2 separate regions of the Homo sapiens genome follow, and region 2 is linked to region 1. A link is a contact called in ENCODE Hi-C or POLR2A ChIA-PET data. All regions are on one chromosome and are shown on one strand. The core of a region is the stretch at or near the end of the contact, and the rest is flanking DNA. Distances in the headings are between cores, read along the strand shown.

What was found. A loop is a pair of places that touch in the nucleus more often than their neighbours do. ChIA-PET counts read pairs that join two places held with the same protein, here RNA polymerase II (POLR2A). Pooled maps may share reads with other maps.
Region 2: a loop to region 1 is called in a pooled map, with 5 times the contacts of the local background. The contact joins the enhancer-like site here to the promoter of ZNF770 in region 1. A Hi-C loop is called at or near these places in 2 of 50 pooled maps. POLR2A ChIA-PET finds 5 or more read pairs at or near these places in 2 of 52 experiments (A549 and Caco-2).

The regions. Positions count from the first base shown.
Region 1 is chr15:34,986,333-34,991,265 of GRCh38, reverse strand. It overlaps ZNF770 (zinc finger protein 770), which reads left to right and starts at 2,979. Exons shown (of 3, transcript NM_014106.4): 1 at 2,979-3,150; 2 at 3,593-3,709. It overlaps LOC105370764 (a long non-coding RNA gene), which reads right to left and starts at 2,908. Exons shown (of 5, transcript NR_188212.1): 1 at 2,782-2,908; 2 at 1,456-1,581. RefSeq lists enhancers at 2,795-2,884, 4,291-4,340, 4,421-4,480.
Region 2 is chr15:37,012,246-37,017,178 of GRCh38, reverse strand. The region is part of intron 8 of MEIS2 (Meis homeobox 2); the gene reads left to right. Among named protein-coding and RNA genes, the nearest start is that of MIR8063, 42 kb to the right of the region's middle. Within about 2 kb of position 1,983, at least 8 of the 41 ENCODE cell types and tissues checked have a DNase peak (open chromatin) inside an H3K27ac peak, as active enhancers do.

The DNA of each region.
Region 1 (4,933 bases), core at 1,730-4,229:
AGCTACTTGGGAGGCTGAGGCAGGAGCATCACTTGAACCTGGGAGGCAGAGGTTGCAGTGAGCTGAGATCGTGCCAATGCACTGCAGCCTGAGTGACAGAGCAAGACTCTGTATTAAAAAAAAAAAAAATCACAGAACTTCTCATTAAGGCCATCTCTGGCCATCTACTAAAATGCCAGCATCCCCACCCACACCCTCAAATCTTCACAGCCCTCTTCTGTGCTTTTCTCCTCAGTTCTTACTAATATTTAACATATTATATATTTTAACTTATTTGATCTGTTGTCTGTCTCCTTCAGTAGAATATAAAATCTATGAAGACATGGATTTTTGACTTTTTGTCTGCTACTCTGTCCCCCTTGCCTAGAACAGGACTTGATACACAGCGAGTGCTTAATATATGCAGAACGGATGGATGGATAGATGGCTGATTGAAGCTGCAGCTCAGGGACCATCTGTACCTGGAACCTCCAAGCAGATTTAGATGTTCTTTCCTCCTATATATATCTGCTCTTATCATATTGTATTAATACTTGTTTGTATGTTATTTTCCCCTCTGGGCTAGAAACTAATTTAAGGTTCAGGGCCTAACTGCTTCATCTTTATATAATTGGAAGTGAATATTTAGAGCTTGGTACCTGATATGTCTTTTCTTCTTTTTCTTTTTTTGAAACAGAGTCTCGCTCTGTCGCCCAGGCTAGAGTGCAGTGGCACATCTTTTCTATTTTTATTATTATTTATTTAAGACAGAGTCTTGCTCTGTCATCCAGGCTGGAGTGCAGTGGCATGAACACGGCTCACTACAGCCTTTAACTCCTGGGCTAGAGCAATCCTCCCACCTCAGCCTCCTGAGTAGCTGGGACTACAGGCACGTGCCACCACGCCCGGCTAATTTTTGTATTTTTAGTAGAGACAGGGTTTCACAATGTTGGCCAGGCTGGTCTCGAACTCCTGACCCATGATCTACCCGCCTCGGCCTCCCTAAGTGCTGGGATTACAGGTGTGAGCCACCGCGCCCAGCCTAGGTTAAATAACTTCTAAGGACACAACTAGTAAGCTGCAGCATTAAGATACTAATTCAAACGTATGTCATGCACCCCCTTTATTTTTCATTCTCATACTATCTTTTCTTCACCCTGCCACCTCTGCCCTACCATGTTCTGTCCTGCCCCCACATTTTTTATTTATTCATAGTCTACCCACTACTGCTAGTTCAAATTTCACATATTCAATGAAATCTTCCTTGATTACTCTTATTCATGTTAATTTCTCTTTTTTTTCCAGAAGGCTCCTGAGATAGCTCTCACGGTAAATGGGGGAGGTTATGACATGGGGCATGTGGCCTTGGAGAATAGCCTATTCAAGTCCTAACTGCTTTCACACTCAATATATATTCAGACTCTCCATGCAAAGGCCAATTTGTTTTGCAGGTAATGGATAAAGAACGAATCTCACCCTCCAGTGGTCCCCAATTTCAGGTAGTGTTTTCTCATGATATGGATGTATCTCCTAAGGCTGATGTGGCTGATGATGGATGCAATTGTTTGCATTATTTGGCTGAGTTAAGTTTCCCAGGAGTAGCTGCAGAATGGAGCAGATTTACAAGGGTTATCCGGACAAACAGCATCCCCACTTTGGGACTAGCATTTAGGACACCAGAAGTCTTTCCTTTCCCTTCTCCACCCCTGCTTCTGTTGGAAGCAGACTTCAACCCCTCCCAAATCTGACTCCTTCAGGGTTCCTACATGAGAAGCAAAAGCTCATTTCCTATTCGCCATTTCCTCATGCTAACACATCCAAAACAGAGAATTTTTGTTGGCTCAGCTGCTTTAATTTTTTTGGTAGAGGAAAATATATCAACATTAGAAACCATTGATTTTTGTTGCTGATGGTCCTTAGAAAGTAATGCAAAAAGTTGCTTAGAGTTAAAAAAGTATGCCTGATAATCTGCTTTCATTTCCTCCTTTCTCAAGGTGATACAATTACAATCAGAACCTGCAAAAAATCCACAGTAAATTCTTCTCTAATGCCTTTTGCACTTAAAATCTTTAGTAGATACCTTAGCATCTTATTCAGTAATAACATGCCAACTTAGTCTGTAACTAAATATTTGGTCTTCAATTGTGACTACATAAAATGCTGAAATATCTATAACTTGGGAAGCAGCAGTTATAAATGCAGGTCTGGTATTAGACAACCTGTGTTCAAATCGCACCTCTATCGTTTATTAACTGTGTGACATTAAGTTCCTTAACGTCTCTGATAGCCTCATTTTCCTCATCTTAAAATGGGATCCTATCATTTCATAAAGTTGTATTCTATATGAGTAATTAATAATGATAATAGTTCTTTGAAGGCCTACTACACTAGGAATTATGTTGAGCACTTCACACTCATTTTATCTAATTGTGAGAACAGGGCTTCGTACACTGTAGACAACCAAAACATACTGAATGATTGAGGCGGGGCTAATGAGGTCCGCAGCTGGCACGCCATTAGAGGAGTCGCGAGTGGAGCTCAGTCATGTCTGCCCACAAAGCGCCTGCGCTTGACCTCTACGTTATATTTACTTTGGCAATGTACAAAGTGGTGAGGACAGTCCTAGCCCGGAGGGCCCCTAACACATTGTCGTCTTCTTATCCTCGGCCCTCTGCGTTAGAGAGGGCTGCCCCGAATCGGCTTTGAACGCTGACTCGCCCTTTTCCAGTCGGCCCTTGAGCCCACTAGTCAGGGCTACAGCGTTTTCCTAACCGAGGTTCAGAGGTGAGATGGAAAATGTACCCGTCTTTATTCTGTTCTCTCCCCTGCAATGACAGGGTGAATGGCGGTGGGGTTGGGGGCACGTCTCCAGAGTCCCAGTCCGCTCGGGACCCGCGGACCGCCCGGAGGCGACAACGGCCCTGAAATTGGGGGGAGCTTGTTTCCAGCCGGACTGTGTCCCTGGGCGCGCCAGAGCGCCGCGCCTGCGCGCTCAGCCCGTTGCCGCGCCGGCCCTGCGGACGTGCGCGCGCTGCCTTCGCGGCACCTGGGCCTGAGGTGCGTGCCTCCCGGGCCCTCGCCAGCTCCAGATGCGTGAGGAGGACTTCAGAAACCCGACTGAGAAGTGGAGCGACCCCCAGGGAGGGTCGGACCTGCCTCAATACCGCCAAGGTGCCTGGGGACCCAAGAACGGGGGCTCCACAACCTCAGTTCCTGAGCTCCTTTTGCTTTCTCACTTCCCCACCTATTGAGTGCGTCTCACGCGGAGCAGAAATTTGAGAGGAAGGCGTAGAGGGATTTTTTTTTGTTGTTGCTGTGGGTTGTATCACATGTGGCGTTTTCATCCTGGCTGCAGCCAAAGCAGTTTTTACCCTTACCCTTCCTTTCCTGGCGTGGGATTTTGTGGTTTCTGGACTCGGCTCGACCATTACGTGCTTATTATTGGTTGTGGGCCTTTAGAACGAGGACTGTGTGTCAGTGTCCTTTGTCCAGTGTAGTCCACTGGGAGGGAGAGGTGAGGGTTCAAGGCCAAGAGAATGGGCCCGGGGCGAGTGGGGCAGAAGCAGCCGCCGGAGATTATTCCCCAACTGAAAGTTGTGTGTGTTTCTCTTAGGTCTTTCATTTCTTGTTCGCTTACTTTCGTGAAATCCTCACATCGTTTTAATGGTACTAGTCAAGACAAGAAAATCAACAGGCTTTCAGCCTTGAGGCAACATTGGATATTATTGAGGTCAGTTTTTACAGTTTTTACAGTCTTCACGTAGAGTATCTTGTTCTTGTCAGGATAAATTCTGGATTGAACCACTGAGCAGATCTACTATTCTTTTATTTCAGTTTAAGATAAGAAAAATTACAGTCTTTTTTATTTTTATGTTATCAACAAAAATCGGTTGAAATGGGATTTGGAGCTCCATGAGTGCGTGAGGTGAGGATCCCTAACCTGACTCTCATAAACAGGAGATAGGATCACCACTTGCCACTAATGGTTCTAACAATCTAGGGCTCCCAGTAAGTGCTTTTCCACGTGGTGGGAGGCAAGTGACAACAGTTATCCAATCTTAGTGCTAACAATGGATGATTAACCGTAGCTCCTTTTTGGTACAGGAGCTGTAGGTAGCCAATCCCTGTTTTAATCAGAGGTAGTTGTGGTGTGTGATTTTTTTCTTTTAGGCGTGTTCCACGAAAGCATTTATTAAAGGGAAGAAGAAACATACAAAAGGAATTGAATCTGGCTTTATACCAAAATCCTGTGTGATCATTCAGTCCTGACATTGGACAATTACCAGGCTTTGCCTGACTGGCCTCAAGGGCCAAGCTGTCCTCCCACACCATACTCGATATGGGCCGGTGCATTGCAGTTTTCTGGAGGGGGTTGCAGTCAAGGACTTGCCCTGCCCCTCCTGCTAGATATGCAAATCCCATAACTTCTTTCCTAGCCTGGGTACCTCCATTTGGAGGCCCTCCTAGGAAGGACCGTGGCTAAGACACTTTTCTCCATTTTTGACCCAGCTTCTTTCACTCCTAGACCTTCCCCTCCCTTTCCTATTCTGAAGTTCCATAAGAGGCAGGAGATTTTTGTTAGGGGCTCCTTTCAGTGAGAGGATTACCTCATATGCACTGCATCAACTGACCCTCACCCAGTGTCCTTGTATTTAGTAGACCACTGGGGAGCCAGTGCCTCTTTTTACCACTTGCTTGCACTGTCACAGTAAGTGAATAAAGGCTTGATTACTTTTGGTTTGACTCATTGTCCTGATTGACTACCTTGGCACCTAATTGCTGCCAAGTTCTTTGCAGTTCACTGGATTCATGACTTAATTTTAATTATCATGACTGTTGCTCTGTATCGGCATGTTTAGAGACTTTGGAGCTTGTTCACCTCTAATTTCTCTAATTCAAGCTACTGAAAATGCATATTCATAGCACCAAGAGTTGATTGTTGGTTAACATTGAT
Region 2 (4,933 bases), core at 734-3,233, 2.0 Mb before region 1:
TTCAAACAATTTTATTATTTTCTATCGGTTTGCGTCATCAGAAACAGGTCAAAATCCTTATTACAAAGAGATTGGAGGGGAATGTACTTTTTTGCCCTAATAAAACTAGATGGCATAGTGACAAGTGTGTGTTTGTTAAAAAGCAGTTAGCACAAATTAGAAATACTTCACAGCAGATGTGTTTTGTGAAAGGATATGCTAAAAAATTAAACAGAGAATACTTTCCGGTTATAATTTTAGAAAAATATTGTGCAATGAAGCAAATTTACAATTCACTTAAATCAACCTTTTTATAGAGTGTGTGCCTTCACGATAAAATTTTGACAATTCTGCAATTTGTTTCAGTGTTTCATTGAGGGGGTGGAAATCCATCTGCTAGTTATTTTGGGGGACACCATTGCATCAATAAAATGATTCCTAAGCTGTACACAGACTTCATTTTAAATTAATGTGTAGCTGTTTTATAATGTGTAGCTGTTTTAAGTATAAGTGACTTAGTTAAAGGCAAAAGTTCCTATTATATGCATAATAGTAGGAATTTCTTTTTTCTTTCTGTCAAACACAATCCCAGGGTACTCTACTCTCTAAGAACATCTTGGGCCCTGGGTTCTGGCAGACGTTTCTTATTCTTACTTCACTGATCCCTTTTCGAGCTGCTGGAGGGACTTTTTTTTAAGTTGCTACCGTTGATACAGTTGCTATTAATCACCGTCTGCCATGTTGTGACGCAGGTTTAATAACATCTCATTGAGTGGCTCTCGCAAACTGGAGGCTTACCAACAGCACTAGCCTTTGATATTCGACTCACACCAGGAAAAAGAAAATGTAGAGTTAAAAAAAAAAAACACTGCAAATAGAAAAAAGAACAAAAACTGGAGAAAACAGAGTGAAATCAAAAACAGATAGCTTTCTGTGTGCAGCTTAGTTTGCCATGGGAGCAGTGAAGCTATAAATCTCAGCAGTGTTGTTTGAAAACTGAACATGAGGCTGCTAAATTTATCATTCATTCTTTGTTGTTTCAGGGAGGGGAAGAGCTAGCTGACTTGGCTAACTTTGGATTCTGCCCCCTCCCATCAGTAACGTTTCATTTTTCTCCAAATAAAATCAAAATTTGTTTTTTCCTGGATCAAAGAATACTGGGTGATTTTTACCAATGGTTGGGGAAAGAAGGGGGAAAGGAGGACTGGCTTTGAGTCATCCATGTGCTGTGGGAGTGTGTGATTTCTTCCACTTCATAAATGTGGGGACAGGATGGTTTTCTTTCGTTATAGAAAGAAAGGATATACACATCTCCTACTATATACTTTAAAAATCCATATGTAGAATGTAAAAGCATGGAGAAAGTTCACCACCACGAGGATATCTAGAGCCTCGTGAAGCTGCAAAATTCCCTCCTTTTGTTTGCACTGGTGCTCTATGTTGCACTGCACAGGGGGAAAAAAAAGGTAGAAAGCAAGCCTGCTACAGATGTGACTAGCTATGAATATTCATGAGTGCCATTGCTCCTCCTTTCCTAGAGCATCCAGGCCTTTCTGATCTTCCTCTTGCACAGCTCCCAGATGCTCCCCCTGCCACCCACCCCACACTTCCCCCACCTCAAATCTGCCCTCCCTGACCAACCCTGGAACAAGACTGCAGTTTATTTCGATAACATCCTGGCATGATACAGTGATCGGTGGCCTTAGAAGTGTGTTTGTGTGTGTGTGTGCATGTGTGTGTGTGTGGATATACTCCTGCACCAAAACAAAGGGGGAAAAGAAAAAAAATGTAATTATCTACAGTTTTATGAATTCAACTCCCCTTAATGTTCATTATTTAAACCAGCAGCAATTACAAGTTCAAAGGGGTTTAGAGGGCCAGCAACCCGCATAATCACTGCCAAATTAAGCGGGACTCATTCGTCACAGGAGAGTACACCCTGAGCAGTGAATCATGCATGCCGTGACAGGCTCTGATTTACATAAAGCAGAAATCTGTGCCCTCTGGGGCTGCACGTTACTTCTTCTCAGTAGCCCTGTGATACGTGAATTTTCTTTTGGTATTAGGAAGCTGATACTGCCTCCGACATGGCATAGCGTTCCGCTAAATATTGACAATAGCTTTTCACTTTAGTGTATACTTGAGCTCAAGTCACATGTTGGGCCACAATGTCAGTGCAATTCTGATTCTGGGAAAGAAAAGAATTTGTTTCCCCTAAAGTTTCTGAATTAAGTACTTTTATGATTAAAAAGAATGAGAGTTTGGTGGTACAGTTGTGTTTCCTTTTATCCCAATCTGTTCAGGTCCATAGTTAAAAATCTATGGTGCTGATAAGGAGCAAAAAAAAAAAAAAACCCTTAGACCTATGACCTAAGTGCCTGAAGGGAGTGATCCGTTGAGGAATGCCCCCTAAGGCCCTTTCCTGTTTGGCATTTAGAGAACTTTTGAGTGTTACCTAGTGACAGTTGGAGACGATAATTGAAGTAACCTGTGCTCTGAAGCTGGACTTTGTGTTACCAAACTTGAGAGGACTTCTGATTGGATGGTCCAGGAAACCTGCCTGAGTGCCGTCATCAGCCATTGAAATCTCTTGGGTCTAAACAATAAAAAATTCCAGAATTAAGTTCAAATCAAAATGCATTTGGTTTAGGATGATTGTGTCAGACACCAAAACAACATATGTAGATTTTTATCCCCCATTCTTAGATGTTCTCTCTTGTCTCTTTAGGCAAACCTTGGCACTATTTTATCAGTTGTTTTCTCTCTTTTGGGAAGAGCTCATTTTTCCATTTGTGGCTCAATCATCTTGGTGTTATGATGTCATTTCCCCACACAGTCATTCTCTTTTCTCAGATATAGTACTGCATCCACACTTAGGATTGGAAGCATTTGGGCTTTGAGAATTAGTTTGGCAATTTGGGAGATAATCGACCCTTGTTTTTGTGCTGACTTTGAAGTGCAGATAAAGGTCTTGTGGTTTTGTGTCTTGTAACTGGGTCTACGCTTCACATATATCTAAGCAGTGGGTTTAAGAAGTTCTTTGCAATAGATCACAGTAGTTTGTGAAGCAATGTGACAAAATGGACCCAAAGCACCCTTAAACAGGCTTCCTGGTGTTCTGCTATTGTTAACATTCTACCACCACCACTCAAAGCCTCCAAAATTTCATCTTGCCATTAAGTCTCTAGATACTTTGTTTCCCTGGGTTCTTGCCCATATCTTCCTCCCTGAGATTCTTCACCAAGTGGAGATTTTGTATGCTCAAGTGTGAAGTTACAGAAATGTTGTCTCTACTGTCACAAGTATACTGTAAGGTGGCCTGCTTATACTGGAAAGAGGAGTAAGCCAGGAATATCAGTCCCAGGTTAGTCCAGTTAAGAAACCAGGTTAAATGGACAAGTTGTTTCACCTCTCTGAGCTTCAGTTTCTTCAGTTGTAAAATGGGTATAGTCATTTCTATTTTGCTTAACCCAGAAGTTGTTATAAGGAGTGGTAGTTGTTAATTTTATTTCATTGCCAAAGCTCTGAATTCATTGAGCTGTTTGAGTTCCTCCTAGAATATATATATGTATTATATATATATGTAATATATTAGCAATATTATATATATATATAATTTTTTTTTTTGAGTTGGAGTTTTGCTCTTGTTGCCCAGGCTGGAGTACAAAGGCGTGACCTCGGCTGACTGCAATCTCTGCCTCCTGGGTTCAAGTGATTCTCCTGCCTCAGTCTCTGGAGTAGCTGGGATTACAGGCGCCCACCACCATGCCCAGCTAATTTTTTGTATGTTTAGTAGAGACGGGGTTTCACCATGTTGGTCAGGCTAGTCTTGAACTTCTGACTTCAGGTGATCCATCCACCTCGGCCTCCTAAAGTGCTGGGATTACAGGTGTGAGCCACGGTGCCTGGCCTTAAAATCATCTTTTTTCCTCTCCTCTCTTCTGCTCTTCTGTGTTCCTCAGAAGTAAGATCCTTTCTCTCTCGTTTCTTCAGGCCTTATTCTCACATCCAGGCTGAGCTTTGCTGTAAGGTGCCATCTGGCACTCTCAGTGGAAGGATTCTCCTGGACTCCATGAAATCTTCCAAGCCAGTTTCCTTTCTCTCATCACTACCTCTAGAGTCCTAGGGAAGAAGAATCAACATTTTGACTTGCGTTCTTGTGTGGTCCCCTCCTCCAGAACTCATCCTTCTTTTTTTCTGTTTAAATAATTTCATGCCTTTTAAAACCCAAATACTGTCAAGCTTTTAGGGTCACTGAGATTGAAATATGCATTTGCAGGAGGTAAACATTGGTAGACAAATTTATATACTGTAATATATACCTAAAGTGCCAAAAAAAGCCACATTGAAAAAATATTATTCTAACCTTTCATATGTACACCTGAAAAATATAGTCAATGACTTGCAAATCCAAATTAGATTTATAGTAAATTATTTAAAGATATTCTAATAAAGAATTTAATGTAATTGAATTTGTACACATTAGGGCAATCTTAACTAGCATGCTGGCAAAAATGGCCATATAGTAGTACCCTAGGTAGCATATTGATATTACAAATATATGTAAAATAGGCCGTATATAGATGCACACACATGCATGTATACACACAAACAAGCAAAGTGTGGTAAGGTAGAACCTATGCAAAATAGGGGAAGAATTGTAACATTTTCTCAGTGAAATTCATGGGACCTTTTTGTGGGCACACGTCACCTGTGGACTACTTTGTAACAGGCCTATGAATAGGATGCATGATTAGATTCTGAGGTTCAGTTAGTGATAAAAACGGAAGCATGCTTTCTTTGCAAACAAATAGTGCATCTCTTCATTCACTTCTTTCTTAGCAATCTATGGTTTCTAACATGGCCATACCACTGGGAAAGGACTGAGGAACAAGGAGATGTTTTAATGATCAAATTTCACCTGCTTTGGTCCAGCCTCTATAAAATCTTGCTG